Linked DNA regions of Mus musculus: region 2 is linked to region 1. A link is a loop called in an ENCODE intact Hi-C map of the cell type or tissue named here. Cell type or tissue: gastrocnemius. All regions are shown on one strand. Each heading gives the region's core, and the rest is flanking DNA. Links, peaks and the distances in the headings are about the cores only. Region 1 overlaps Cyb5r4 (cytochrome b5 reductase 4). Region 2 overlaps Cep162 (centrosomal protein 162).

Region 1 (16,236 bases), core at 4,893-12,892:
TCAGTGGGCTCCAGGTCAGCATTCTTTAACTCCTCAGAGCATGACAGAGTGAGACAGCAGAGGCCTACAGCCCAAGTCTGCCTTTTTTTGTTTCTTCATCTTCACTTGTCACCAAGTAGGTTTACACAGAGATGTATGCACGAACCTGCATGTTCAAGCTCATGCAAGTTCTTCCATCAATGGCCCTGGTACTCTTTGGATACGACTAGATTTGGGATGACTGGCAGGTAATTCTGAGGTTTCAGATCCTGGGAGAATGGTGTTGAAGAACAAAAGGCAAAGTTCAGGTACCCACATCTTAGCCTTGTCCATTCCTGCCATGTGGGAATGGTATGACTAAATGGAAGACAGCCTTATGGGCTCCCCAAGTGAGGAACCCCGGGGCAGGCGCCTTCCTCTCTTGCCCAGGCCTAAGGGACACAGTGTTTGGTGGAAACTATTCGTCTTCGGCTTGCCAATTTCTGCACTGGCTACAGGGATATACCTTTCCTCAACTGTTCAGAACCCACTAGGGAATGTGGGTTACTGTGACTTCCATGTGAGCAGCATGGATACAGTGTGCTTGCCATTCAACCCGACTTAGATAATTTCCCCATTTAACCTATAAACAGTAGGCACAGTTTCACATGAACTTCCTCGATATAGGTCCTACAACTGAAAAAAGAAATTAAGACTTTAACTTGCAGTAGTCCTGTGGGGCCTGCCAGACAGGATGAAGAGAGTGGAGATGTGGAGATATGTCTGTGGGGCAACAGTGTTTCTCACCCGTCAAGCTCCTGGCTTCATAAGAATCGATGCTGACTTAAGAAAATGTGCAGCTGAAGCTAATATAAGATGGTAAAACAAAAGCTTCTTTCTGTTCTAAGGACCTAACTTCTTCCAGAAGGCATAGAATATTGGCATACACAAGGCAACACTGAAGTACTACAAATAAGGTAACTAAGGATGTTTTCTGTCTAACATTGAAAATAAGTTATATTTTTCATTCTTTAAAATAGGATTTCACAAAGCTAAAACAGAAAACACCAGCAAGTCTTCAATAGAGGACAAACAGAAGCAACTTTATACTAAGGGTCTGCACTACCCCTTAACAAACTTTTAATCCACTAGGTCAATTTTATTTTCACTGGTAGGAACAGAGCCCAATGTAAGTTTAAAAGTTTGTCTAAAGTCACAAGGCAGTTGGCAAAGATGGGAGACATGAGATGGAACATGAAGTTATTAGCTATTCCAACTTGATAGACCTTCGCAAGATGCTTGCAACAGAACAGAAGGTTCTTAGTGTCTTCCCAAGTATAACAAGGTACAGATTTACAGGTTGTCCTCCAATCTGTGACTTCATCCTACTCTGACCACACTGTCCCAAAGCATTCTTTGTCCAATTACCTAAATACTTCCTCATTTCCTAACTTATAACTTTGATCATTCATTCCTAACAAGAACTTCTTGAGCAAATGTAGGACTTCCAATTGTTACACATATAAAAATCTAGTTTATAGAAAATAACTCAAAATATACTAACACAAACTATTTAAAAATATATAGCTAGAAATACCTAAACATGCCCATGCCCCAAATACCCATATCCCACAGCATGCAGCATAAGACACTCCTCTCAGAACTCGTCCTGTTCTATAGCAGTGGTCAGGCCAGCTTCACCTTCTAGTCTGTGTCTAAGGAAGTGACCAATGAGAAGTGAGCCTGACTGCAGGGCACAACATCCTGAACATATGAGAACAAACTATTCACGTGTCATAAAAGCTTATTAGAATTTGGAGACAAATAAAATAACTCATTCATGAGGTTGTTAGCATGTTATTGCATACTGAAGAAGCAAAGGCTAAAGTCTTTATATACACTTTTAAAAAAATTAAATTACTGAATATATTCTGCTGTTAATTATTCAGCTTTTCCACTAATTTTGGAAAGTCTTCATGTAACTTCTTATAGTAGTATAGTGTCAGTATATCACATCGAATCTCTCACAGATAATAGGATCTAACCACAATGCATCTTTAAGCACAAAGAACGGCAAGTGTTATGGACACATACCCTTAACACATCGGGGTAAAACATGATGAAAAAGAATGCTCAAGAGTGAAAATTTTCATATATGATTTAGAAATTAGTATTATTAAATTCATTCCTCTTTAATAGTATTGTTTAAAAAAAAAAATATATATATATATATACCTGTCCGGTTTTCTAAATGGCAGTGACAAACCAAGTCTTAAAAAATACTCCTAAAGCCAACTAAATGTTTTACTACTGCAAATGGGTGGATGAGAACTGATTCCTTCAGTTATGGCTTTATATTTAAATACTGGCCATAAATCAAGGAGGGAGGGGGCTTTCTTGAAGCCTCGATTTAACAGAACCTCAGAAGTAGAACTCTGTAACAAGACTGTCACGAATCTCAGTCCTTCTATGTCCTCCCATGCCAATACCACTAAAGTGTTCAAGTCCTTTCAGTCCTAACTGTTTAAACTCTTGCTTCACGCTGTAACATCGTAGGGATTTCTAACTTACATATTGCCTCATCAATTTGTATTGTGCTGATTTCATATTCAGGCAATTCTCATAGAAAGGGAAACAGGCTAGTAAGATACAAAGGCATATCCAAGTTACCTTGCAAAGAATAGCTTTCACCAACTAAGCTCAACAGATAACTCAGACAGTAAAATGGGGAGAAACATGCCACAGAATTTATTCATTTCTAGTAACTATGAATATTTCCAAGGTGGTAGAAAACCATAGCCAGGCAGTGGTGGCACACGCCTGTAATCCCAGCACTCTGGAGGCAGAGGCAGGCGGATTTCTGAGTTTGAGGCCAGCCTGGTCTACAGAGTGAGTTCCAGGACAGCTAGGACTGCACAGAGAAACCCTGTCAAAAAAAAAAAAAAAGAAAGAAAGAAAGAAAGAAAGAAAGAAAGAAAGAAAGAAAGAAAGAGGAAAGAAAAGAAAAGAAAAGAAAAGAAAAGAAAAGAAAAGAAAAGAAAAGAAAAGAAAGGAAAAAAAAAAAGCATGGATGCTTAGGCAAGGGCTGGGGGAGGAGGTCCAAGGTCCAGGCCTGAGAGAAGTGACTGCTCACCATGTTCTAGCAAGCATCTTCACAGGTGCACACTCCATGGTACATGTGTGCCAGCCATTAAGAAGCCCTGGTGAAACTATATGAACTATATGAAAATGTGAGCAGTCTCATATAGTTCAACCTGAATTTAAGGCATGTGTTTTTGTGCACACATGCATAGGTTAATCTAAAGGCTCATACTGCTGTTGACATGTCAAAAATATGACATGATTAAAAAATATTTTTGCTTAATACCAATTTTATGGGTTGTTTATTGACAGATCTTTATTATAGGAAAAAACAAATAATAAAACTTGAGATTACATAAATAAAATTGTTCATGTGTCCATGTATACGCTCACATACATATACATACATACATTCATAATCTTCATTCTGAGGAATAAAATGCAGTCAGAAGTACCACAGAATTTAAACTAATAACAACTGCACTGAATTAAAGATAAACAACAGGATACTTTTCCTTCTGATGCCTGTGTTTGACTACATCTCCATCTGATGCCCATGAAGATCTGGCATGAGAACACACTGTACTATAGATTTCTAACTTACATGATTGTTTTCAGATTAAAATTCTTACCTAAGAAACATACTAATCTTAAAATGTCAATAAATTTAATTAACACATAACAAAAACCTAAGAACCATATGGTGGTTGCCTTGTCAGTGCAAGGTGGACTGACAGCAAGTCAGTAATACATTGTAAGACAATTCAGCTCCACTACAGTTTAGATCAGGATTTAAGGAAAAGAAAGGCAGAAGCAGAAATTGCCTTTGCTCATTTGTCAAAGAAAATGGACACCTAAACATGGGGCTATTTCCAAAGCAGTGAATCTACTGTGCCCTTTACCCGGCTCCAGTGTCATGCAAGAACATAGCTGAAGCTTTCCTGCTTAGTTTCCCTATCCTTCCTTCCCGCCACCTTCACTCTCTCTCTTCCTTTCTTCCTTTTTTAAAATTCAAGCTTTCTTTTTTTAATGGTGGATCAGGACTAAAAGAAACTTGTAGCAGGGATAAAAGAGCTCATATAATGCCTCAGAAAATTACAGGGAAAACCAGTTCAATGACAATCACTGATCTCCAGAGGCCAGCCCTCATTTTCAGTATCACTGATTTTGACTAGGCTTGTATCTGTCTGGCTAGGCCTTTTCAATCACTAGGTAGCCACTGGGCAACAGGCTTCATCCTCTTAGTAGCACTTTTCACTCTCAGTGACTGATTCTAGAGAAAGAAAAGAAATATAATACAAAACAATGAAAAACAAAATCAGGGGAAAGAGAAGGACGAGGTTAAGTCACATTTAGAGAACTGCGGCTTTCTTTGCATACAAAACTTTCAAAAGACTGCGAGAGAGAATACTGTTCCCTAGAGGCTCACAAATCCTGGCATCAGACTTCTCCCTAGAGAAAACATTCAACTGTACAGGGAATACACTGGCAACAAGCCCAACCCTTCATGCACAGCTGTTAATCAGCTGAAACATGAGCAGACACTTGAGAATCAAAAATATCAAAGACAGCATCTGGTATGAAACATCAAAACAAAGGACAAACAAGACTGTGAGACAGGCAGGTCACAGAGGGGAAAAGAGAAACCACTGGAATCCCATCCCTTACTCTTTAAAAAGATGGACTAGTGGGGTCGCTCAATGGTTAAAGGTGCTTGCAGCCAAACCTGACAACCTGCATTTGATTCCCATGACTTAAAGACAGAAGAGAATCAGCTCCTGCAACTGTCCCCTGACTTTCACGTGCAGGCCACACACACACACACACACACACACACACACACACACACACACACACCACCCCCCAATGAACGAACAAACAAACAAAAACCTTTAAAAGAAAACACGAAGAACAAGAGTACTGCATACCTGTATCTTTCTTTGGAATGAAAGAATCATGTTTCTCCAGGTGATCACCAAGACATTGCCAAGAAACACTTTCTTTCTTTTGTAGGACAATCTCTATTTTTCCAACATTTTCAATAACCCGTACTGAAATGAGGAGAAATTTTATTTGTTTCACTAACATTAAATGTGAGATATTATTTTAAAACCAACCTTTTTCATACAGTCACACTGTATGCTATTACATAATGATGATGATAATAGAAAAATAAGACTTTGTTTACTTAATAAAATTGGTTTTTATTTTATCTGATGTTAAATCAGTTTATTTTAGATTCAGATTGGCTAATTCCAAACCAACTTATCAAGGTCAGATATTGTATGTGTAGCATTCAAAGGGGCACAGATAGATCTAGCCAACAGCTTGGAACCTAAGTCACATTCAATGGACCCACAAAACCAAATTAAATGTATTTCCTTTTAATTTTTTAATTAAAGCTCAGAAGTCAACAACACTGAACCTAAAATTATAAGAACAGACTCAGAAGACTCAGCACCGAGGAAGGCCATGGGAGTCCATGGGAATCTCTGATCACTGAAAGCCTTCTAGATGCTCTTCTTCCTTTCTCGGGGACTAGAACAGCTCCACATGTGGGGCCAATAATAAATGTGGACTTCTAGGCCCTGACTTAAGTCTGATGAGGTGGACATGCTTTTAAAGTTGTAACACACAAACTGTCAGTTTGCTCAGCAGCTCACTGTCTGTTCTTCCACACTGTGAACCTGGCATCCACATGACTGCATGAGTCTATGAAAAGTGTTCCTTTCTGTGTGCCTATCCTGCATGTGAGGAGCAGGGCAGAGAGGAATCACAGAAAGGAGACAGGACTACTTCTAAGGAAGAAAAAGAGGGGAAAAAAATTAAAGAAGACCAAGGAAGGGGCTGGAGAGATGGCTTAGTGGATAAGAGCGCTGACTGCTCTTCCAAAGGTCCTGAATTCAAATCCCAGCAACCACATGGTGGCTCACAACCATCAATAATGAGATCTGACACCCTCTTCTGGTACGCCTGAAGACAGCTACAGTGTACTTAGATATAATAATAAATAAATCTTTAGGCTGGAGCAAGTGGGCTGACTAGAGCAAGTGGGGCCTACCGGACCAAGAAGAGGTCTGAATTCAAATTCCAAGCAACCACATGATAGCTCACAACCATCAGTATAGCTACAGTGTACTCACATACATAAAATAAATAAATAAATAAATAAATCTATCTTTAAAAAAAAGAAGACAACAATCAAAGAAAAAGAAAATAGGAAAAAACAGAAACACGAGTGTACTTTAAAATGAGTGTATTTTTTTTAATTAGGTATTTTCCTCGTTTACATTTTCTAAACCTTTTTTTTTTTGGTTTTTTTTTTCGAGTCATGATTTCTCTGTGTAGTCCTGGCTGTCCTGGAACTCACCTTGTAGACCAGGCTGGCCTTGAACTCAGAAATCCGCCTGCCTCTGCCTCCCAAGCGCTGGGATTAAAGGCATGCGCCACCACGCCCTCGTTTACATTTTCAATGCTATCCCAAAGGTCCCCCAAAATGAGTGTATTTTATGACATGAAAATAAATATGTAAGAAAATAAGATAAAGGCCTTGATTTCTTTCTTCCTATGAGTGTGTGTGTGTGTGTGTTTGTCTATAAATCTATATCTATATATGCATAATTTGTTTATCATTTTTGGTACTTACCAGAAAAATTTTCTTGAACTTCATGGCTTAGCCCTGAGATTATATACAAAAAAAAAGTTTATCATTACCACTAAAATTCAATTCACAAAAATCAGTCCTACACCTGTAAGATCATTTTTAATGCACTATTTCAAAATGCTTAGGACTAGAAAAATGAGAGACTAAATGAAAATGAATGTTCCTAACTACTTCCATTTTCCCATATCTCTTTCTGCTAACTAAGGAGTAAATATTTCAGCATCACAAGCTGGTAACCCACTTTCTCCACACTGACAATCCTACAGTGAGCAGAGCAGGTGAAAGAGAAGGCGACCCTGGGATTCAGGCTCCATTGTGCAGTCTGTGCCCTGTTCACATGGGTCAGACAGTCAACTTAGCTGCCCTGCCTCTTTCTTATAGTTGAACATCCATTCAGTGCCCCCAAAACAATGGGGGGGGGGAAACAATCTATAAGCAACAAACACTTTCAGGTATTATAGATATAATGGTTAACATGAGACAGACTTTGCACTTAGTAACATCTATTCTAGAAAAGGAGAATGCAAGGTGTGGCTTTACCACTCTCTCTAAATCTCAATGTATCAATATGATTATCTGGCATCTGAATTCTCCAGTGTTTCAGTCTTTCCAATAGAGCACTGGCATCCAGGAAGAGCTTACTTTTTATTAATTTTGTTATGTACATAAATGTACTATGATTGCTTGTAGCCCTACCTTCTCTCCCTCTCCTCTCTTCCTTGGCCACCTGTCCTCTGCCTACTTAGCTCTTTCTCACATTCACGTCTGTATTGTTTGTGTCTCTTTGGGTTGGATCATAGTCATCTGTGTGATCTTTGCACTGAACTATCCACTAGAGCCTGGTGGGTTCACCAGTGTGCATGCAACTCAAGATAGTGGCTCCCTCTTGTCCAGATTCCATCAGAAACCTATACTTCAGTAACAAGGGATAGGGTCCCACAGGCCTCTCCCTTACCTCCATCCCCCACCCATGAATGCCTGTTGAGAAGGCCTATGCTGTGTATATCTAAACCAAGTAACTGCAGTGGCTGTGAGTTCATAATTACATAGGTTATGTCAATTAGAGAATGGAATTTCACTCCCCTTGTTCTTAAATTCCTTCTATTCCCCCTCCCACAGGGTTCCCTGAGCCTTAGGAGGGGTAATAAAAATGACTTCTTTAGGGCTAATCCCGCATTTGTCACGCTCATCATCTTGGGTAGCCAAGTGTCTCTGTATTCACTACCATTCATTATGAATGGTCTATTCACTATGAATGGAAGCTTCTCTGGTCAGAACTGAGATTCGCCTGTCTGTTTATGAACACAGATATTTAGAAGGCACTTTGACTTTATGTCTACCTAGCTACATAGGTAGCAATTTTCGTCATAGGCTTATGGAATAAGTGGTTCTGGGTCAGCTTTACAGCATCAGGTGTGGTGTCCTTCTGAGGACCCAATCCAATCAGGGAGAGGTTGATTATCCTTATCACAGTGATACCACTATTTCCTGGCAGGTTGAAGCTTGTAGTTCATAGAGCTCCCTGCCCGGGAAACCCTTGTTGCCTTTCTCCCTCCACAGCCTGCATAACACTTCTGGTACTCTGAAAGCTACAAAGCAGGGAAGAGGTTTCCAGCTCAATCCTAGCATGAATGTGTATGTTGAATTGCATATTTTGTACTGGAATTTTTGTTTTTTATATGTGTGCAAGTGAGATTCCCCCTCCAATACAAATCCAGTTTCTCCAACTTCCTCTGTCCTGTAGTATATGAAGTACCTTGATGGCCTTGGAATACAGCCAGCTACATGTTTTCCTTTGTGGTCTTGAAGTCAATCAGAGTCTCAATACTCTGAAAGATGCTGCTATCCCATGGGCCAAAAGATCTTAAAGTAGCTATAGCCCAGAGCCAAGTTCCCCAAATCCTCATATAAGCTCAATTTGACTTCTCCTCTGCATCACTATAGTCATCACGAGGTGTAAAATCCCATTCTTTAACAGTCATCCCATGATATGGGATAGCCCCTGAACTAAGTTTCCTAATGTGTGTCTAGACAAGACTTTGATGGTTAGGGATTCCTTCTCTGAAGAATCTCACTTCGGACAGTGTGGAGACACTTGTTTTGGGAACTCCTACCAGCACTGCTTTGGGGATAACTCTCGTTACAACTCAGTTGGAAAGAAAATCAAGATAAGCTGTTGACTACAATGAGAACAAAGTTTATATATATTTGAAAAGAATAGTAAATGTTGGAACTTAAAATGCTAATGACTAAGGCTAGCTTTTCTAGTGTAATTAGTCTTTCCCATAAGAGGCAAATAGGCGGTACGTTAGTAAAAAAGACAAGAATTGGGGGTTGGAGAGATGGCTTAAGAATTCTCCCTGCTATTCTAGAGGACCCAAGTTTAGTTACTAACACCCAGGTTGGACGGCTCACAATCACTTGTAAGTCCAACTTTAGGGGATTTGATGCCGTCTTCTGGCCTCTGTGGGAACCCACACACATACAAAGAGACATACACACATAAGTGAAACAAAAACCAAATCTCTTAGAAAACTCTAATGAAGAGAAGAACTAAGCATTCTATAGGGAAGGCAGATTCCAAGAAAAAAAGCTTAGGACACAAAACCTTCCTGACACCGTGACCCTTTAATATAGTTCCTCATGTTGTGGTGACCCTCAACAACAAAATTATTTTCACTGCTGTCTCACTTTTGCTACTGTTATGAATCATAATGTAAATATCTGATATACAAACCCTGTGGGGGTCATGACACATAGACTGAGAACAACTGCTTTAGAGGTTTGATGTTCATCATCTATTGAATGACACTGGGGTCAGGGGTCGGGAGTTGGTAAAGAAAAAAAAAAGTAAATTCTGACTGAATTTAGAATTAAAGGAACTTCTCTTCATTAATAAATAACAAAGTAGTGAGCAGAGTTCTGAGAGTTGAGAACTTCAACCTGTTTTTTGTTCAATCAACTGCCACGTTTAAAGCATTGTTGTGGGAGCTGGGAGTTGGTAAGATGGCTCAATGGGTAAAGGTGCTTTGTTAACTGTATCTTTTATTCTTCTGTAGAAATTCTTGTTTCTGAGGCTTACTGCTTCATTCTGTTAACCTAGGCCTAGTCCTGGAAGCTTCTAGCCTCTGTACAATCTTATCTAGGGCTAGAATGTTTTTAGCCTGAGACTTGCTTTCTGGGACTCTGGCTGGCTGGTCAACTCAGCTATTCTGGCTCAAAATATCTTTCCATGCTGACTGATTCAATCTGGTTTCTCTCAGCTTCTCCTGAATTGCACTGCTCGGCCTCACACTAACTCTGGCAATCTGTTCTAATTTTCTTGCTCCTTTTCATTCTCTGGCTCATTGCCATCACCTTGTCTAGCTTGTTCTCTCTCTCTTCAACCTGTCTCTGTAACACTCTCCAGTGAAACGGCCTCACCCCCTGCACTGCTCCCTCTTATAGCTTTCATCTCACAAGAGTTGTGCATATCCTATCCTGTCAAATCTTTCTTTGATTTGTCACTTTGTCTGCCACACAATTAGGCATCACTTTTAAACACAGGTGCTTCCTACTACAAACTAACTTTACCTTCATTGTTTGGGACTAAAGGTGTGTGCTAAGTCTGAGCCACACCACAACTACGAACAGATTTTTCAATACACAGTCTCATCAAATCAAATATCCTGCAACACTCTTGGATTAAACGTGTGTGATAGAGCTGAGCACACCATAACCAGAGACAGGTTTTCCCAGTGTTCAGTCTCGGGGGTCACAGTATGATCAGATATCCTGAAATAGTGCTTGCCACATAAGCCTGACAACCTGAGCTCCCTCCTTTCCTGGAATCCATGTAAGGGTAGAAAGGAGAGGACCCAGTCCACAAAACTAACCTCCATACATGTTGTTATGGCACTTCCACATACACACCAAGCACAGATACACAATAACAATTCATTTTAAAACACTAGTATATATTTGCTCTTGTTTGGGGATATTTGTGGGTGTGACATATCTATTTTCCAACTAGAAATACGTCATAGTCATAAGAGGAGAAAACAAGGAAGTCCTAGACTCAAACTCGTTATAAGTGAGAAACAGGATCCAACACTTGGTTCCAAACTTCAGTGCTGACTCGTTGCTTCTGACAGCCCCAAATCAACAAGGCTTATCTCTGGGCTGTGAGGAGATCAGCAACTGAGGGACACGATATGAACTTGCAGTTCAGGGTGTTTGGTCTCTGCCTTTAACATCCTGTGACAGAGCTGGCAAGGATGGGGCATCCCCAGTAAGGAATGCTCAGATGGTGACCAAAGGTTTCCAGAGATTTATTTATAGCTATCAAGTATGAGAGACTTTTATGATGGATTCTGACCACATCTGATTGCTTGAAGTCAGGTATCTGTCATGCAATGGACAGCACATTAGACTTCTGATTGCCTAGATTTTGGAAAGGGGGTCATGCTTTCATTTTTATTAGCATGAAGGAAAACAGTAACTATAAAAGGATCAAAAATGACAACCCAAAGCAACAATAGCAAATAAAATATCACAGCACTCTCGACTGCAGAGCAGGCTGCTGCCATAATGAAAGGAAGCAAGCTATTCTCATGAATAAGAATGCGATACTCACCAACATGTACAAGGTAAGAGTGATCCTTGATGACTGCTTCTGCTCTCAAGGAGTCATCCTGGAGGTCAACGATTACTGAGTCTAAACTGATATTCTTAAAAGGAAGTAAAGACAGAAAGATTAAAGCATGAGACTGACCCCAACAACCCCATTTGTGGGGTGCTGAGTGACATTTTCATGCACCGCTTTACAGATCTCCAGCAACATAAATATTACTCCTGGTTCTCATTTCTTTCTCATTCAAGGCAATTCCTACCCTTCTCTGGGCATCGTTGTAAGTCTACAAAGGTAGGACTAGCACTAAGCAGACATGTGCTCTGTTCAGTATCCACCATGGCTATCTGGTTTTAGACTATCTGTAGAACATCTGCTAGTTACTCAAGAATATTATTTTTGAGAAACAATGCAGCAAAAAAATAAAAAATATAAGCCAGAAATCAAAATCTTTAGCTATTTTCATTTTGGTTTTTCCACTACTGTGTGATGCTGGAGAAGTACATAGCCTATTAATGTCAGCTATGAAAAGTTTACTCAGGGACATTTCAGACATCTTTCGTTTCTGTGCAGACTTAGTGAAAGTGTGTTGTGCTTACAACTTACACCATGTGTTGACTACATCATCCTTTAGTAGTCTCCCTTTTCTTTGGTCCCTGCACTTCAAACCCCACAGGAATTAAGGAAGAGCAGATCCCAGCTTCTCTGGGGCTGCCCTCTTAGTTTTAAACTGTGGGGTGAGGAAAGAAGAGCTAGAGGGAAAAAGCACATAGGACTAGTGGTGTGTTGAGCCAACTCAACTGTTATCAGTCAAGAGGGTGGCCATTCCAACACAGTGTTCAAATCCCCACTGCAGGAGAGAGGAGGCCCCTGCTCTGATGAGGCTCTGCACTTCTATAAAAGTAGCTTGAACTCTGGAAAATTCCAGGGATTTCCTTTAGATCCACAAGGCTCAAGTGTGGAAGCTCAGCAGGCATTGGGCTATGTGGCTGAAAACATCTAATGGTGCTTGCTATAGAAGAGGAGGTGCCATTCAAAGACCCTGTAAGTGAATGAGCCTTTGTTACACAGGGGCACCTGAAGGCCAGGACAGTTCAAGCGTATTAAGTCTCAGCAGTATAAGTTCTCTAATCTCAGAAGATGTCATGTTATGGTGAAGTTAACTGGAAAGCACACACAATATTTAAGAGATTTAAAGACTACACAGCATATCTGCCAGGTAGGAGCCAGAATACCTAAGTTCTAAACAAATTAACCCTTCTTTGTAAAGTGGAGAGAACAGTGCTTTCTGCCTTGACGTTGTTGTGAAGAATGAATTGGTTAATATAAGAAAAGATTGTAGAGCCGGGCAGTGGTGGCGCACACCTTTAGTCCCAGCACTCGGGAGGCAGAGGCAGGCGGATTTCTGAGTTCGAGGCCAGCCTGGTCTACAGAGTGAGTTCCAGGACAGCCAGGGCTACACAGAGAAACCCTGTCTCAAAAAACCAAAAAAAAAAAAAAAAATTGTAGAAAAAGGACTCATATCAATAAACTGACAAATATTACTATTTGTTTTCGATAGATGCTTACCTTTTGTTTGGTGTATACAACAATGGTGACTGAAGACTCTGTTTGGAACCAATCATAGCTGTAAGTAATCAAAGTTAAGGTAAAGCTGATTAAGTCAATACTGATTATCTATGTAAAGACAGCCACATGGAGGCATTCTTAGTCCCTTAACAAAACTGTCCACAAACTTATTTAACCCTGTGTATAACAAGGTGCTTTTGTTAGCACAGACCACTGGAGGGGAAAAGAATAACAAAAAAGAAGCCTGAGTGCATTTAAGGCACCATGAACAAACATTTGGTTAGGAAAATTAGTGTTTAAATTAAAGTATTTCCATTAACATTTATTTAAAAAAAAAAACTCCACCAAAATAGGTATATAAAGATTGAATACTAAGATAAATGGTGGCATGGTTATGTGAGCAAATAAAAAATGCTTTCACAGAATACTAACAACAGATACTGCTCACAGGCAAGACCGTAACCGTAATTTGATTATAGTGTGGACAGGTGGTGCCTAAGTCAGAAAGCACCATGTTAGGCAGCCAGGTCTAAGGTTAATAGGGTTACAACTGGTTTTCCTGTTTCTATGTTTTCTAAACTTTCTACCCTGAATACATATTTTATTATCAGAAAAAAAAAGACAGTGTTTTAAAGTATTTAAAATGAATCCAACTTTGGTTACTTAAAATCTGTTTATGGAATAGTTCCCGCTGCCTCTGCATCTGATAAATGAGGTACTGCAGTTCGTGCGCTAAGCAAGACTGACTGGCCGGAAGCAGTAAACCAACCCTTTGGCTCTTTCCTATAACGTTTGTGGGGTTGTGCAGAACTGCTATCACTCTGAAATGGTAAGAGTAGCATACCTTGGAGAACTGAGGTCTTCCCTGGGCAGTGTGTCTGTCACATCCCTGGGCAGTGTGTCTGACATTTGGCTCTTGGGAAGCATGCCTTCTCAAAAACAAAACAAACAGCAATTTATCTACATCACACTTGACCCATTTTAATAAATATACATACATACATACAGGACATAGTAATAAATATGCTACTAAATGCATTTTCATAAGGCAGAGAAACCCTTGTCACCAGCATTTTCTTTATGTGTTTTCCAAAAGCTTACTCTCTCCCAGTGGTAGCCATTACTGTGACTTATGACACTAGAGTAGATTTAAACTGATGGACATGTATTAATGGCACTACTTACTATATAGAGAAGAGATGATAAGACATGGTGTCCTTTGGTCTGGCTTTTTTGTCTACCCTTATACACATTACAGTTCTAAGGAGTGAAACCTACCACAGCACAAAGGAGATCAATTCCAGATACCTCTTAAAAATCAAGAGAGCAGCACAGAGATACAGCTTATGAGAAGAGAGCAATGCCAAACTTAACAAATCTATCTTGATTTCAACATGTACAAGAAGAAACCATAAAACAAATCTTACATGCTATCCTCTGGGAACACGGGGTAAGCCCAAGTTAGAACAGTGTAAAGAAGTACGGTAGTCCAAAAGAACACTCTCCCTCTCAACAGTGCTAGCTGACCAGATGACGGCAGTTTAAGGGATCTGGGCCCTATCGCACAACAAAACTCATCTATCCCACCCAGGATTTTAATCAGCTGTTGGAATAATGATACAAAAAGCAGGCACATTACATTTGCAAATATAAAGTTACCATATAGACTTAGATAAGTCAAATGTAGAGACAGTTACAAAATACAAATCTATACCTATGTACATAGATACGTACACAAAAACAGATACATATGCACCTCACTGCTATACAGGATCCAAGACACAACATGGATCGGCTCCACAATGAAGCGGGATGGTCCACATTTAAGGCTATTTTTAATTGCAATGTTAACTAGAGTGCACCAGAAGTAAAGATACAGAAAGCCACACATGGTAGGTAAGAGGGACGACTATTTCTGTAACATCACAGGAGAGTCACCATCAGATGGAGCCCAAGATCAGCCCTGCATTTACTGCAGTCTTACACCATAACAACTCCAAACATCATACATGGCAAATTACAGACGATTTTCTCTCTTAAAAACATTGTAATTCTACTGCAAACCTAGCTTGCTAACTCTATTTCTATAACTTGGTTTTGTAAAAGGGGAGGGAAAAAATATCTGAATCTACAGGTACAATAACATAATTCAGAGGAGCCCCATGCATTTCATGAATGGGTATTGACCACCACAGCACACTTGGATGCTAAAAGGACAGTGCCAACCATGAGAATGTCCATACTGCTCAGTCAAGGAGCAGCCTAGAGTAATAAGCTACTGAAATCTGTCAAATGCCTAAGAGACCACCTTAGCCCTATTTTAGTCACTATAAGCAGTTATGCATTGGGCTCAAGATTTCATGGAAGCAATTATTTTAAGAGGAAGAGGTAAAATAAGGGGCCCATAATGTTCTAGTAAATCCCTTAAGCTTGGCTAAGCAACAGCAGCTTTTGTATTTTAAAAAAGTCTGAATACTCCAGACAATTCTGTGTAGCACTATCACACATAAGCATGTAAATATGAGTAATTTTTATTATTAACTTATATGACTTACCATTTAAGACTCTCTTTCCTTCATGACAGTCTGTATTTGGAAAGGAAAAAGTCAGATAAGAATACTATAACATGAAAGAGAACATCAAGTCATTTTCATTGGTTAACTATGTTATTGTTAAACAAACAGAATAAAAATTACAAGAATAGAAATGGGGCTATTATACATGTTCATTATATGTGAACACATATGATCTATTTAAAACTTATATAAACATCTTTCTATAACTCCCATTTTGTGTAACATTTTATATATGAGGTAATTTTCTAAATAATTTTTTTGTCTAAGAATGTATAAAAAGGCCAAAGTAAAGAAATAAAGTTGTTGGTTGAGTAGTTTGGCTTGGAGAGCTCTGCCGCATCCATCCACCCATCTGTCTGTCCAAAAAAGAAGAAGAAAAAGAAAAAGAAAAAGAAAAAGAAAAAGAAATAGGGTTATGACATCGAAGGTCTTTCTTTCAAGTAAGTCACTCTAGTGGAGACCATCAGCCCATTGCTCTAGATAGTGGTGTGTGTGTGTGTGTGTGTGTGTGTGTGTGTGTGTGTGTGTGTGTACACATACATCTGTGCATCTCCCTCCCAGTATTTTGGTAGATTTATTTCTTGACCCCCTACTCCCAAGTGCTGGCAATGAATCTGTGGACTCTGAGAATGCATAGCACAGGTTCTACAACTGAGCCACATACACATCCTAAGAGCACTTACACCCCAAGCTTTGTCTGAGATCTCATATTCTAACTTAGTATAGAGAAAACATAATATACTGGTTGTAGTCTATAAAATACAAATATTAACACTGAC
Region 2 (16,236 bases), core at 5,281-13,280, 180 kb before region 1:
TGGAATAGTCATCACAGGATGATCGTTGTTCCACGAGTAACTGTCTATAGTTGAAAGCAGAAGAAGCTTGGGACTTGTATAAAGTAACTGTCTGGAGTTCTGTCTTTTTCAGTGTAAGGCAGAGAAATAAGCCTTTTTACTGACGTAAAGCTCATGAAGGGAGGTCATTTGCATTAACTGTTAAAATGCTTTGAGTTGACAGAGAACCTTTTCCTGCTCCGTATCGAAGCAGCCTTCATATATCTAGTTCCTAACCTTTAGGTCATTTCTTTCTCCCCATGTTTAGTTCTTTATTGCTTTAAGGCAGTAGTTCTCAACCTTCCTGATGCTGCAGCCCTTTAATACAATTCCTGATGTGGTAATCCCAACCATAAAATTGTTTCCATGCTATTTCATAACTGTCATTTTGCTATTATGAGTGTAAATATCTATTATACAGGATGTCTGATATGCGACTCCTGTGAAAGGGTTGTTTGACCCCAAAGAGGTTGAGAGCTACTGCTCTCCAAGACCTGCAGCTCCCCTACGGACCCTTCATACCTACTGAATGGCATGGATGCTCTGTGCTGCAATGCCACCCACTCAGCATGCAGGGCTTTCTGTAATGTACGTAGCAGCTCATCCAGTGTCCTCCTACTTTTGTAGAAAAAAGAAAGCACTTTATGGCTTTTCTTTTTTTCAAAAAAAATATTTTCTTGGTTGTTCCCCCCTAGATGTGACTGTTAAGCATTAATTAACCATAGATGTCAAAAAGGGAGACTGGTCACCCTATTTAAATTTTTCCCATTATATGGCTTATTCCTCAATTCTGAAAAGTACACTGTTAAAACAATAAAATATCAAGAAGATATTCATGAAAGTATTAGGTCATTATTCTCATTAGTTTTTCCCAAAATGTGTCAGCTGTTGAAAGGAAGGGCGCTAGGGCAGGAGGAGTAAATGGTGGCTGTCAAGGTTCTGTGTTCTGAGTGGCTGAGTAGATAAATGGTCCTGTTAGCTAAAACTAGGGAACACTGTAATAAAACAGGCTTGGGTGAGGACTATAGGGAATTTAGTTGGGAGTATGTTGTATGATTGACTTTACAAGACATTGCAAATTTAAAGAGTTTGGTGTTCCAAAAAGAGGACAGAAATATAGATTAGGGAATAATGAAACAGGCATATAGATAAGGTTATTATCTATCACGTCTTGATAAAACTAGCTGGGGGCTTCAGATACCACTGTGTTTGTTGGAACACTTGCTTGGTACTTACAAGGTTCTGGGTTTAGACTCCAGTGCTTTGTACAACAAGCATGATGGTTTGTGCCTATAATCCCAACACTTGATCAGAAGTTCAAAGTCAGCTCAAGCTGTGTAACAGCCTGAGGCCAGCATGGGCTGCATAAGATCCTTCCTCAAAAAAGAAAGGAAAGGGTCTAGAGAGATAGCTCAGCAGGCAAGGGTTCTTGCCTTGCAAGCCTGGTGGCCCAATCTCTAGAACCAATAGATAGACATAACCAACTCCAGTGTTGTACTTTAACCCCCACATGTATTTATATGCATACCATACATATCTAATAATAATATATAATTTAAAACAGAAAAGCACCGGGCGTGGTGGCGCACGCCTTTAATCCCAGCACTCGGGAGGCAGAGGCAGGCGGATTTCTGAGTTTGAGGCCAGCCTGGTCTACAGAGTGAGTTCCAGGACAGCCAGGGCTACACAGAGAAACCCTGTCTGGAAAAACAAAAACAAGCAAACAAACAAACAAAAAAAAAGAGGACAAAGGGGAGGAAAAAGGGAAGAATTAACTGGGCTTTTAAAAATATTCAGAGGGTTTTAAAAGAGGACTAGAGATAGACCATTTGATGGGTTTGGTGGTTTGAATATGCTTGGGCCTTGGGTAGTGGCACTATTTAGAGGTGTGGCCTTGTTGGAGGAAGTGCATCACTGTCAGAGTGGGCTTTGAAGCTCTGCCCAATGCAGAAGAGTCAGTTTCTCCTGGCTGCGGTCAGATCAAGATGCACAACTCTCAGCTCCCTCTCTAGCACCATGTCTGCCTGGATGCTGCCATGCTTCCTGCCATGATCATAATGGACTAACCTCTGAACTGTAAGCCAGCCCCAATTACATTTGGCCTCTATAAGAGTTGTCTTGGTCGTGGTGTCTCTTCATAGCAATTGGAGACACTAAGACAATGGGCCATTGACAAATGAAAAATGGAAATGTGCTGGCTGGAGTGGTGGGAATTACAAGAAGAAAAAGTGAAGAGGAAACAATGACCAAGTAAAGGGTAATTAATTAATATCAGGTGTCTTACAAGCCCAGAACGGACACGTGACTGGAGTTGGCCATTCAGAAGCAGCTTTGAGTAACCGCTGCTTTAACAAGATGTTGAAATACTCGGTGGTTTGCAGAATTAGAGGAGCATGCTTATAGTAGAGCCTACAGACTGAGGTGCCACCACACAAGCAGAGCGCAAATGTTAGTGTAAGGCAAGGACAGGGTCCTTCAGAGGGATGCATCCATATAGAAAGCGTAAGAATAGTTTTACCCAGCACAGAGACGTTGGTTGAGGACCATGAGAAGGCAGCAGTTGATAAAGTTAGACTTTACAATTATATCAGGACCGGTCTCACCTTGCTGTGACTTCACTCTGATAGCTTACCCAGGTTTTGCTTGACTCTGCTTTTGTAGTAATGCAATTGTCCTGCCGCCTTGTTCACCATTCCTGAGAGACTCCGGAATGACTCTGTTTTGTCTGTATGAGGTGATGCACAGGAGTTGTATTTATTTCCACAGGTGTTCCTTATGGACAAAGCAGTGGTGACACTGAAGCCCTGCACCAAGCTTACTGTCATGTAGCTCATTCTCTGGGAGACACAGGCGAACCAAGAATTGAGGCTAGCACTGTGCAAACTGTCAGGAGCTCCATAAAAGATGGTCTTCAAGAAAACGAAGAGTCTTCAAAGAACGTCTCTACCACCGAGTCCGGTAAAAGCTGACAGACTTAGTGGACGGATGATGGGTGAACAGACAGAATTTCTCTATTTACCATCTTTAAATAGTGACCACTATTTTGCATACAATTTTTGTGGTGATGACTTCTCGGTGTTTGAATGTAATGGGCGTGATCAAATGAAACCCCACCTGGATCAACTCCACAGTTAGAGCTAAATGTAGAATACAGCTCACATTCTAATGTGCCTTGACCAAACTAAGCAGCAAACTTGACACACACACATATATATATTAATAGAAAATAGTATTGAGGTTAAAAAGAAAATACATAACAAACGTGTGTCTGGTCTGGGTATGGATAATAGAGATGTATTTTATAAGTTCAAAGAAAAAGCTCCTGGTGCAGTTTTGTTATACAAACTTAGGTTATTACATATGCCATTTGTTAACTATATGAAGTAGAGAAGCTGTGATTTGGGTGAGATTCAGTGTGTAAATTAAGCAATTTAGGCATCGATTTTGGTTTTTCATTTAACTGTTCTTCTCTCTTAGATTTGCCCACAGTGGAGGAGCTGATGCAGCCTATCAGGATCGATTCCTATGGGATCAGGGCCTTTGACTTGCAGCCTATCAGGTGGGAGGTTTGGGCAGTGCCTGTGTAGGATGGTTGCTTAGCTGAGTAGTGTTTACTGTTTCACTTCACAGGGAGACGTATAGCCGTTTATTCTGTGGAATCGTTCTAGTGAATTAGTGAAAAACACAGGCTTCCGTGTGTCTACCCATGTGCCACTGCTGTCTCCATTAAAATTTTCCTGGTACCAAGAGAAAAAGAGCTACTAAGAAGGTGGTGCCATTAATGAGTTCTAATGTTTTCACTGAGAATATGATTCCTCGTCTTTCAGTGGCACATGGATAGTCGAATCATTGTGAGGGGGAAATTAATTGTATTTTTATGTGAATCATTGGTTTTCTGTTTTATTAATCAGTTCTGACTTAGTCACCAGCTGGCCATCATCTCACTGGCTGAGCTCTGAGGTCATGGGAGAAGTAGGCTTCGTGGAAATCCTGCAGCTCCAGGGTTTGGTGGCAGAGTTTGCAGGGCTCTGTCACACCTCAGGGCAGAGTAACAGTCACAGGAACCTGTTGCAGACAACTTTGCATTCATGTAGCATTTGCAGCATCATATCCTCTCCCTCACATCCTTAGAACATACCAGCAGGCACCTTCAGACTCTTCTCTCAGAGAAAACTCTGAGCTAACGAGCTCTAACCACAGCGTGATGACACTTAACATACATCACATGCTAACAGTAAGCGAGAACTACATATTCTTTGTGTGTGTTAATTCAGCCCGTCAGAAGCTCTGAATATAGTTCCATTGCTTTCCATGGTTCACAGACAAGAAAACTGAGGTCTAAGTTTAAAATAACTGTTCAAGGTCATATGTCCCTAATGTGAGAACACAGGAGGTCCATATGCTAGCCACCTGCATTGTCCAGTCTCTGATTCCTTGAAACATTTCCATGAAACCATCCAGTCATCATCTAATTTGTGTTTCCACATACATTTTGAGCCCCAGCTTTTGCCATGTTCTCATTGGGTAAATCTGCTTGTGATTTCTTGACCTTGTTCCTACTTAGGTAGTTGAAAGGAAAATGACACAGAGAAGCTTAGGCTAAAATCTACCCCTCAAATTGCAAGTGTGGTCTCACACGGAGCTGTGTGCCAGTCAGCATGCAGAGCAGAGCCTGCCACTCAGTGATGTTACAGAGGCTCTTCTTAGATAGCTTGTAAAATTATTTTAATGTTACAAATTCTAAAACATACATTTCTATATTGTTTAAAACCTGAGGACAATACCTTTTCTAGAGCAGACCCTGCTTTGGTACATGCCTGTAAAGGGAATGGCTGGATCATGCTGGATCTGTTTTTACTCTTTGTGATGCAGTATCTTTCACAGCAACTGTACTGGTTGGCATGTCTACCAGGAATGCACAAAGGCTCCAGTCCCTCCATCCTCACCACTACTTTTGAGGATTATCTTGTTTAGGGTTACTGTTGCTGTGATGACGCACCATGACCAAAAGATACTTGGGGAGGAAAGGGTGTATTCACGTTACACTTTCATTCTGCGGTTCATTATTAAAGGAAGCCAGGACAGGAACTCACACAGGGCAAGAACCTTGAGACAGGAGCTAATGCAGAGGTCATGGAGGAGTGCTGCTAACATGGCTTACTCGGCCTCCTTACAGAACCCAGGGCCACCAGCCCAGGGATGCCAGCATCATATCAACCATCAATTATTAAGAAAATTCCCTACAGGCTTGCCTACAGTCCCATCTTCCAGAAGCATTTTCTTAACTGATGTTTCTTCCTTTTGGATGATTTTAGTTTGTATCAAGTTGGCAAAGATGACATCACAAAGATGTGGTACTAAGGGGAGTAAGTCAGCCAAGAAGAAAACAAACACCATATGCCCCTGTGTGTTTGAACTATATGAAATACTTCAAAGTCATAGGACAAAAGGAAGAAAGGCAGGGGCTGCAGCAGTAGCTTGGTGAGGGGATCTTTGATGCTTGCAGAGTTTCAGCTTCACAAAATCAGAATATGGGCATGGGTGCTGAAACGTTTGTTCAACATAACAATCTTAATGTTTTACCACTGAAATAAGCACTTATAATAGTAAAGATGGTAAATCTTATGTTAAATATGTATACCACAAAAAATAATAGAATAAACAGATAGCAAATAAAATGAAAACAAATATAAGTACATGATCCAGGGAACAATAATTTCAGAAATGTCAGTGTAGCCGTTAGCACATTTTAAATCTTTAGCCATTGGCCATCACTTCTCTCTCAGTCACACCTGGGTCAGTGATGCTTCTGGTCTGTTTGGCTCTAGTCAGCTCCACATTCCATGTTCGATTCAGAGGTCTTTGCTAGATGAAATTTTAAATCTACTTGAGGTGTTTGGTTCTTGACCCTCTGGAACAATGACCCCGAAGGCCACACAGGATATATGGCTCTTGTGAGAGACACTTAGGCAGTCTTTGAACTGAAAATTCTAATGAAACTCTTTCTCATATCATCTTCCCAGAGTGAGTCCTGTTGCTGATGTCTAGACATGAAGAGAAAGCCCAATAGGTTTTTTTCTTGTCAGTCCTCTACAAGAGCCCATTTTGTCCTGAGTTCGTCTGGTTTCTTGTAATAGCCAGTCATAGCCAGTAATAACCAGCACTTCCCATCATTATATCTTCTCTAGCCACCTGCTTATTCCTATTTCTCTTACTACCCCAGAAATGTGTCATGTAGTCTGCCTCGTGTGAAGTCGTAGGTAAAAGATTAGCAAATGTTTTGCATGAAAACATAATTACCTTTCTCTAGCCTCTACTATCAGTTTCCTGATACCTAAAGCCCACCTATCCCAGCACTCACATTCTAATGGCAGGAATTAATAAATGACCCCGTCCCAATGCAAGAGAGCAAGGAATGCAGCCTAGTTGGTACCCAGCAAGAACAGGAAACACTTTGGCTTAGCATCTACACATCCTCTGCTGCCCCAAACAAGAAAGAACCTGATATTTCTCCCATTGGTTTTAAGTGCTTTAGGCATTTCCAACATTTACTGAGTAACTGGTCTACATAATATAGAAATTGTAACCTCTTAAACTATTCTTCAATTAAAAATCATAAGATATTCCTATTTTTAGAACCCTTGTGGTTTACTGATATTTAACCAAATATAGGACATTCCTTGAGTTATATTTCTTAGATTTAAAAAAAAAATATGTATATGAATTTTTTCCTACATATATCTCAGTGCACCACATACTTGCCTAGTACCCATGGGAGCCAGAAGAGGGATTTGAAACCCCTGGAACTAGAGATCCAGGCAGTTGTAAGTCAGTCTATGGGAGCTGAGAATTGAAACCAGGTCCTCATAAGAGCAGCAGGCTGTCTGCAGCCCATATTTCTGACTTTTTAATACTTACCTAATTTGTTTCAGTTCATTAAATGGTAAATGCTTTATTTTAAAATTCTGGTGATTTTTTTTTCTTTTTGTTTTAAATTTTTTCTATGCTGTGGTTATTTTATGCTTTTTAGTATTTATACTCCATGGTTTCTTGTTATAAATTATAGTAACCTTAGTCTTACAGAGATTTATTTTTAAAAAAATTTCCATACTTCAAGTACATATTGATTTAATAAGAAATTGTGGCTAAAAATTACTGTGCTGCATTAAAATTATCTGAAATTAGAATTGCACATGCTTGTAATCTCAGCACGCAGAGTTAGAAGGGTCAGGAGTTGAGGATCATCCTCTACTAAAATAGGAGCGAGAGGCCAGCCTGGGCTACATTAGACCCTGCCTCAAGAGAACAGAAAAAATGTAAGCAGGTACATCATACCCTGTGTGTCCTGCGCAGTTGGTATTGGTTTTGTTGTGCTGTGCCGTAACGACAGATTTAGCATCGTAGCTTCATCTCAGTAGTTAACAGCTCATGCGTACGTACAAATGCGGGTGGGTAGCTGAGGAATTCATGCTACCTTCAGTTTATACTGTGCTCTGTTTTATTCTGTAGCCTTAAGAAAGCAACGGACAGTAAAGAAGCTGAATCTGTAGGCTCTTTACCCCTGAAGACAAACACAAACACTGTGTCTCAAGACACTAGACATGCGATCCAATTTCCCCACAAACACGATGAGAGTGTGGTTCTACACAGGACAGCAGATGAGGGCATGGGCAGCAGCTGTCCAGCTACAGAGGAGCATTTGGACAAAATGTATCTGGAGATTTTGAAGAAGAAAACATCAGTTAACCCCTCACTATTACCTCAGGATGACAAAATGAACCAGGTGAGATGTGTGTGCTTGGATTAGTGGGGCTGATGACATCATCTTTGGGTGCTGTCTTTCCTGTGGGTGGGCCTTATTACCAAAATGTCCAGTCTCAAGCTCAAAGTAGCCCCAAAGTAGCATTCACTTTCTTTTTTTTTTTTTTTTTTTTTTTTTGGTTTTCAAGACAGGGTTTCTCTGTGTAGCCCTGGCTGTCCTAGAACTCACTTTGTAGACCAGGCTGAACTCAGAAATCCGCCTGCCTCTGCCTCCCAAGTGCTGGGATTAAAGGCGTGCGCCATTCCTTGTGGTTCTCTCTTGCCTTTTCTTTTCTGTCTCTTACCTTTAATAATGAGTGTAAGACTTGGACAGTTTCAGAAGTCGTCTCTTTATCACCGCATTGCTCATGGCTCATCTCCCTCATGGTCTGCCCCACAGGAGAGTTGGCATTTTACAGGATTGTGATTAGAAACTGTGGCAAAATTCACACCTCATTGTTCCTTCTTTCTCTGTTTTTATGTTTTTTCTTTATAGGTCCCAGGTTCCAGTATTTTACTTTCACTTTCTCTCCTATAAAGCTTCTCAATTCTGTGAAGTGAGGCAGGGTGTTGCATTAGTTTCTTTATTGTTACTGTGATAAAATACTCTGGGGGTAAAAGTGACTTGGGGGAAAAGGAAAGGGTTTGTTGGCTCACAGTTCAAGGTATAGCCCACCATGATGGGAAAGTCAAGGCAGCAGAAATGAAGAAGACGAGAGCAATGAATGCAGTACAGCAAAGTTCCTTTCCCCTTCTGTGTCGTCTGGGATCCCAGTCAGGGAATGACGGTGAGCCTGCTCACCACCATCAGGAGAGTGTCCCAACCGCAGCAGGACTGTCGGGTTGACAGTTCACTAACCGTCACCAGTGTAGCTATTGTTAATGTACTTAAATCCAGAGAAAAGAAGCATACTATTTTGATTGTCATTTCAAAATCTCTTCATCCTGGATGTCTTCATTGTACTGGTAGCCACAGTTACAAGCATATTAGTTTGAAGTACTTTGTCCTAATGCTAACTTTGAGGATAGGTTTCAAAACACTGAAGTTCTAACGAAGTAGAGACCCTTGCTAGAGTAGTTTGCCCTTCACAAACCTCATTGTTTGCTAATCACAATCTTGCCATCTGTTAATTTTCATTTGTAATAGCGGTTGAAGTTCATTCTAATACTAGCGGGCTTGTCCTTGTTATATGCAGACTTCCAGGTCCCAGCTCGGGGCTGGGGAAGAGGTGCCTGTCATTGGTAAACAGGTTCCATGTAAGAAGGCCAGAAGCACACCTTCTTTGCCTAAGAGAAAGCCACAGAGTGGACTGTACGCATCAGCTCGGAGCTCAGGCTACGGCAAACCCAGTTCACCACTCCAGTTATTTTCAGCCCTTGAAAAGAAAACTTCAAAGGATAATACAAAAACTAAAAGTGTGAGATCCATTCCCACCTCAAATCAATTTAGAAAAAGAGGTAAGAGTATATTCTTATCAAGACAGAACTGGATACATAGAGTGCATTCTTTAATTTTCTTTGGTTTTGTGGAATAGTAAAGAACTGTATATTCCTTTGGGGCTGACTTCAGTTTACATTTTACATTTACAGCTTTTGACCCAAGACAGTGGCAGTAAAGACAGTGAAAAGCGGTTGATGAGAATATTGAAAATATATGTAAAGGTAGAATCACTATAGGAGATCAAACAGAACGAGGGTCTGCAGAGCAGGCAGAGCAAGCAGGAGGAACCTTGACAGAATTTGTAGTCTAGGGAAGCTGTACCTCAAGGAGGCTCTGTTCTGCCATTTGCTGCCCACAGGGGAAGAAGCAGGACTGAGAGCTGCCCTTTGGTTTTAACAAGCAGGTAGCCATCAGCAATGTAGGTCATTTCCCTTGAATCGCTGACCGGGCAAAGCAGATTGAATGGGAGGAGGAGAGGAGGAGGTAGAGTTAGTGCTTCAAGTAATAGAACATGCTGGAGGAAAGTGCCTGTGAAAGACAGAAGATGGCATAGCCGACCGGGGGAGAGGAGTTAAGAGATGCTTTGGGGGTCAGTGCAATAGCACTGTGCCACTCCATCCTAGCAACCAGCATTGGTCCTAGAACCAACTCCTAAAGTTCGTCTCTGGCTTCTACATCTCCACACACACCACACACATGCACCCACAATATTAAGTAAATATTTTTAAGTTTTAAAAAAAAAAAAAAAAAAAAAAAAAAAGAGTAACTGGAGAGATGACTCAGCACCTAGGAGCACTGGCTGCTCTTCCAGAGTCCTAAGCTCTAGCACTCACAAGGCAGTACATAACTGTCTAAAATAGACTCTGATGCCCTCTTCTAGTGTGCAGACATACATATAGACAAAACTCTCAAATACATAACATAAATAAGTCTGCTTTTATTTTTTAAGAAAAGAACCTTTTGGTTTTGCTCTTGGTGGCCGTGGTGACTATATTTGTGTATGCTGTTAGGAAAGACTGAGTAAAAGGAGAAGAGTGGGCAGTGTAGTAGGTAGAGGAGTAAGTGCCAGGGTGGTGGTCTTGCCTTAGAAAAACTGTAATGGTGCACAGTAGGACTTCATTAGCTGGCAGTGTGGACAGTCCTGAGTTCTAAGAAACGTGGAGGCACAGAAAGCGAGAACAAGCTGCCAGTTGGATAGATGCTGCTACAGGGAGGAAATGTGAATCCTCCTCGTGTTTGCTTCCTTCCCAGAAATCTGGCATGGACTGTCAGATAGCAGTGAAGATGAAGCAGGAGCCAGCAGATACTAAGGTGCAAGTTAGAAGGTCATTTTGTGATTGCTGGTGAGAACCTAGATCATGCCAGTGTGGGTGAGCAGCTGAGGGAGGGGGCCATTAAGGAACCAAAGCCTGAGGATGGTGAAATCATTGCACATGAAGGCAGATGTGGCACGGTGATTGAGAAAGGATCAAGGTGAACAGTGGGTTGACAGAGTAAAGTTAACTAATATTCTACACTTGTTTTCCCATATTTAAAAATCTCACTGTGTTTGTATCAGAATCAAAGCACATTACTCATTTTTATACTAAAAAATGAAGTTATGGACAAATATGTTCTTTCATTGACCTTTGATCTCTCTTTAGACTGGTGTGTGTGTGTGTGTGTGTGTGTGTGTGTGTGTGTGTGTGTGTGTGTTTATTGATAATTTACCCAGAGTAGCAATACTTACTCAGAACTATAATTCTTTTAGAGTGGTTAATTGTTACAGGTTGGGTTCCTTGGGAAGGAAACTGGTATGTGGAAGTGTTGAGAATTCGGTTCACATCAACATTGGGTTTGAATAAAAAAAAAAAAGTCCTGTTGCTTACCCAAATAAAACTCTTTTCTTTGCGATGTTCGCACTGATCCAGAGATAGTTAAGAGCTACAGCTAGGGAAGGAACCAGATCCCTTCATTCATGTAGAAGAATCCAGTGTGACTTCTGACTTTTTTAAGATTTATTTTGTGTGTGTGTGTGTGTGTGTGTGTGTGTGTGTGTGTGTGTGTGTGTATGTGTGTGAATATGTGCACATGTGTACAGGTGTCCACAGAGGCATCAGATCCCTCTGGAGTTGGAGTGGATGTGGGTTTGAGGTCCTCTGCAAGAAAAATACATGCTCATAACCACTGACCATTCTCCAGTCCCTCCAGCTCCAATCTTACAAAATGATGTCTGTGTCCACATTCTGTCCATGAAATGACAGTAGAGCAGCCAGATCCTCAGTGTTTTCAGTAGGATTTCTTCCCTGGAACACTTACCTGGAGCCTTTTGCTTCCATCTTTTGACTAGAGCTGTGGCCACCACAACTTGCATATGGTTTAAGAAGCCAGTTATGTTGAGCTAAGCACACCTCTCTGCTCATGACAGAGCTAGATATCTGTTAGAGGGAAGGCAGTGTCCTTGGATTACAAGGACAGATTGAGAACCACTGTTAGAGATTGCTAAAGCCGAATTGGTGTTTCCTGGCTTCTTGTCAGTGTTAGGTATTGCCAGTCACTTTTTTAGAAACATGTGAAGCACACTGAATGTAATAATGACCATAAGGAAAACCTTTATATGCCCCTCCCAAAAAAATAGAAAGATGAAATCTTTCTGTGAGCAAGTATTGAATTACTTCTTCTTTTAGCTTTTCTATATTTTCAAATACATGGTGATATTTTTAATTTAAAAAACACTATTCTTAAACAGTTGGATCTTGAGGAAATTGCTACAAACATACAAAATGTGAAGTGACTTTTACCTTTAAGGCAACTGGATAATGCTTATTGAATGATCAGACCTGGTCGCATTTGAATGTGGGCTTTAAGACCCAGCGAGGTATCTCCTCTACAGTCCTTATTACTAACTGAATGGTGTGCCAGCCTCACAATTATCTCTACCTTTGGAGATTTAGAAGTTACTGTGAAATCAGAAAATCTGGCCAAAATATAGGTTTGTCACATTCTTTTCTAATTTGTTAAATGATGCTCTTGAATTACAGCAGTACTATTAACCTTTGAATTCAGACCTAGGTCAGCTGTTATGGTGGTCTCTAAATTGTTCCATTGATGGTGTAATACCATCACACATCGAGTATCAAAATAGTGCTCAAGTAACAGTGACTCTCAACTAAAACTGCTGATGATTACCAGCTTTGCTCTTTCTGATTCATCATAAGGATATCCTTACTGTAACCATCTTAAAGAATAATTTGTTCAAAGGTGATAAAGCCTTAAAGTCACCCTGCTTCACAGTCTCCTCACATTCATTTAGCTCCATCTGTCATTTCAAGTGTCTTGGGTCAAAAGTAGATGTTGACTGTGGGTGACTTGTGGGGATGCAGTGACCATAGTGTAAGGACTGTGGCAGTGTGGTCATTTACCTTCCCTTGCCTGTCCTCGGGCTTACTGTCCATCATTGCCAGATGCACCTCCAGTCTTGTGTTTGTAATGTTTTCTTCTGTTGTTCTGTTGTTCTGTTCTAAATATTCTGCAATATTTAGAAATACTATCTGGAACAAAACTCATCAAGCCTGCAGCTTCGAATAAACCATCCCCTCACCGTGAAGGTAGCCCAGCTACACCCAAGAGACCTGAAGACCCCTCAGATGATTCCTTTGTTCAGTTACAGACTGTAGGTATTGAAGTTCATCTTAGTATTTTTAATTTTATATCTTAAAATTATTTTAAGTCTAGATTATAAAGTATGTGTTAATTGTACACTGTATATAAGAAAATATCACAATTGAAATTGATTAATATATACAAATAAAATATGAAATTTCTGTGTTCGCATTGCTCTTACAGTTTCTTTGTAGTGGAACTTTTTTTTCTTTTTTTCAAATTTCTTGTATTAGATATTTTCTTCATTTACATTTCAAATGCTATCCCAAAAGTCCCCTATACCCTCCCCCTGCCCTGCTTCCCTACCCACCCACTCCCATTTCTTGGCCCTGGTGTTCCCCTGTACTGGGGCATATAAAGTTTACAAGACCAAGGGGCCTCTCTTCCCAATGACATCCAACTAGGCCATCTTCTGCTACATATGCAGCTAGACACACGAGCTCTGGGGGTACTGGTTAGTTCATATTGTTGTCCCACCTATAGGGTTGCAGATCCCTTTAGCTCCTTGGTTACTTTCTCTAGCTCCTCCATTGGGGGCCCTGTGATCCATCCATTAGCTGACTGTGAGCATCCACTTCTGTATTTGCCAGGCCCTGGCATAGTCTCACAAGAGACAGCTATATAGTGGAACATTGTTAACCATGTCGCTTCCAGTCTTTATTTTTCTGTTTGTGTTCTAGTCTTAAAGGTTCAGCTAGTATAATGAGGCAATGCTTCTTTTTTGAAAGGAGCCTTTGGGATCCTACGGTGGGAACAGAGAGAAAGAGTTACTAATGTTGAAAAGAGCTCAGGATGCGGAGGAAAAATGGACGGGTGCACAAGCACTGATGGAGCAAATGAAAATGACATTCTGTGAGAAGGAGAAGGAACTGGAGAACACAGTGGAAAGCCTCAAGAGGCAACAGGAGAGAGAGCTCTTCAGACTGAACCAAGAGAACTACATTCTCCAGGCCAAGGTAACAAACACACCGCTCTCTTCTGATTTTCCTTTTTATTTATTTAAAAACAAACAAAACAAAACAAAAACCCTATGCTTCCTACTAAATTCCTTGTCATCCTTGGTGCCTGGAGCTGTTGATGATGTAATTGCCACATAAAATGCAGACTTCATTCTTGGTTCTCTCCTTACAAAAGAGTGAACTGGAAAGAGGAAAAGGGAAACTGGCCCATTTGGATGATTTTCCTGTATCAGCTGCCCTTTTAAAAACACATCAAGGAGTTCATTATGGCCTTCAGAGAAGTGAGAGTTTTAGCAAAAACAGCATGAGATGGTGTAGAATCAGTGTGTTGCCATTAGTTTCTGAGTCTCTTCTCTCCCCAGAAAATCCCTGTGCTGACTTGACCGTGGTCATAGCACTTCCCAGTATGGTCACCAAGGGAGATGCTTTGTGTCTAACAACCCCTTTATCTTCCTCACTTCATTTTACTCTGTGAATAAAACAATTCCTCCATTTTCTTAAAGTTAAGTAGCTTTGAAGAAACAAGCAGAAAACAGAGGTGGCTACAATTTGGAGAAACATCTGACCCCCTCACTGGAGAGAAACTGAAACAAATTCAAAAAGAGATACAAGAGCAAGAGACACTTCTTCAAGGCTACCAGCAGGTGTAGTAATAATTATAAAAATAAGGCATATTAAAATACTGCTGTGGTCATGTAGCATTCAGATATAAGTAAGGTAATAATTTGACTAGTGGCTTCCTCCACACACACCTTTTCTCCAACCCCCCCCCCCAACCCCCACTTCCCTCCTGGGCCCTGGGACTCACTTACTTTCCAGGAGGACCTCAAGGTTGCGATCCACCTCCCAAGTCCTAGGGATAGACATGCACTGTCTGTTGTCATGAACGTTTATTAGCCAGATTAAAGTACCTAAGCGCATCATTTCTGATTTAATTAGAAACCTAGTTTTCAATATTAACTAATGTCTGCTGTGAAACCATGTGCAATCCTATCATCCTTCAGTCTCTCTGAGGAGCGAAAACCTGGACAGGTTTAATTAAGACTTACCTTCCTCTTCTGCCTCCCTTTCTGTCCTGTTTCTCCTCTCGTGTCCTCCACCTCATTGCAGTGTCTTTTACAACTGCAACCTAAGTTCTGAGCTGTATTTTATCCCCCAGAGAGGATTTGGCGAAAGCATTGTCACATAAGTTGCTCTGAGTGTTTTGCCAGCACACACTGCTGCCCCAGTGTAGTGAGAGCCACTCAGGTTCTTTATGCCCTGTCTCATCTTGCCATACAGAGAGGGACTTTAAGATTTCATACACCCATAAGTATGTCTGCTGTCGCCTCAGAAGACATACGTAAGTTGTGTTGACGTGCCTTCTGCTGGGCGATGGTCCACACATGCTGAGGTGATCCGGAGTTTTTGCTACCTCCTCAAAAGCTCCTAATTTTCAACAAATTCTCAATGTAAAGTGAGGTCAGTAAATCTAATCATAGATCCATCTGTTCCATATCTAATTACCTCACTGTTAGAAGCCCCTCTGACCCAAACTAGTATCGAGTCTGTAGTCCCCCTGGGCTTTCTCACCCTTCGCTCAGCACATCGGTGATAGGATGTGGTGACTCCATCTCCACTCTTCTTTATACATTTACCCTGAGGAAGTGCAGTTTACTACACTCCTTAACCACTAGACCCTTCAGTTTAGGGAAATTCTGTAACTTTTTTTTTATGTTTTTTTAATTAGGTATTTTCTTCATTTACATTTCCAATGCTATCCCAAAAGTCCCCCATACCCTCCTCCCCCCAATCCCCTACCCACCCACTCCCACTTCTTGGCCCTGTACTGAGGCATATAAAGTTTGCAAGACAAAGGCGCCTCTCTTTCCACTGATGGCCGACTAGGCCATCTTCTGCTACTTATGCAGCTAGAGACATGAGCTCCGGGGTACTGGTTAGTTCATATTGTTGTTCCACCTATAGGGTTGCAGATCCCTTTAGCTCCTTGGGTAATTTCTCTAGCTCCTCCATTGGGGGCCCTGTGCTCCATCCAATAGCTGACTGTGAGCATCCACTTCTGTGTTTGCTAGGCCCCAGCATAGTCTCACAAGAGACAGCTATATCTGGGTCCTTTCAGCAAAATCTTGCTAGTGTATGCAATGGTGTTAGCGTTTGGAGGCTGATTATGGGATGGATCCCCAGGTATGGCAGTCTCTAGATGGTCCATCCTTTCGTTTCAGCTCCAAACTTTGTCTCTGTAACTCCTTCCATGGGTGTTTTGTTCCAACTTTTTTTTTTTCAAGTAAACATTTTTGGCATTTCCAAAAGAGTTGTGTCTAGTTAAGTTGCTGTCTAAGATAATAGATGTATGAAAAAGATTTTAAATTTATAAAA

Evidence for each region. A loop is a pair of places that touch in the nucleus more often than their neighbours do. Peaks named below come from ENCODE experiments on the same cell type or tissue, not always from the same donor. Only the 100,000 strongest peaks of a DNase experiment are listed, where the experiment ranks them.
Region 2: a loop joins it to region 1, with 2.0 times the contacts of the local background. A loop is called at or near these places in 2 of 42 quality-filtered maps.

What each region holds. Positions count from the first base shown.
Region 1 is chr9:87,037,956-87,054,191 of GRCm38, reverse strand. It overlaps Cyb5r4 (cytochrome b5 reductase 4), which reads right to left. Exons shown (of 16, transcript NM_024195.2): 5 at 15,437-15,466; 6 at 13,726-13,810; 7 at 12,882-12,939; 8 at 11,319-11,412; 9 at 6,686-6,718; 10 at 4,968-5,090. Among named protein-coding and RNA genes, the nearest start is that of Cyb5r4, 24 kb to the right of the region's middle. In gastrocnemius, for the core only: no CTCF peak of the experiment used is centred there; no DNase peak of the experiment used is centred there.
Region 2 is chr9:87,218,719-87,234,954 of GRCm38, reverse strand. Cep162 (centrosomal protein 162) reads left to right here. Exons shown (of 27, transcript NM_199316.2): 10 at 2,785-2,976; 11 at 3,496-3,577; 12 at 7,528-7,801; 13 at 9,015-9,276; 14 at 12,781-12,911; 15 at 13,630-13,857; 16 at 14,364-14,504. Among named protein-coding and RNA genes, the nearest start is that of Cep162, 29 kb to the left of the region's middle. In gastrocnemius, for the core only: no CTCF peak of the experiment used is centred there; no DNase peak of the experiment used is centred there.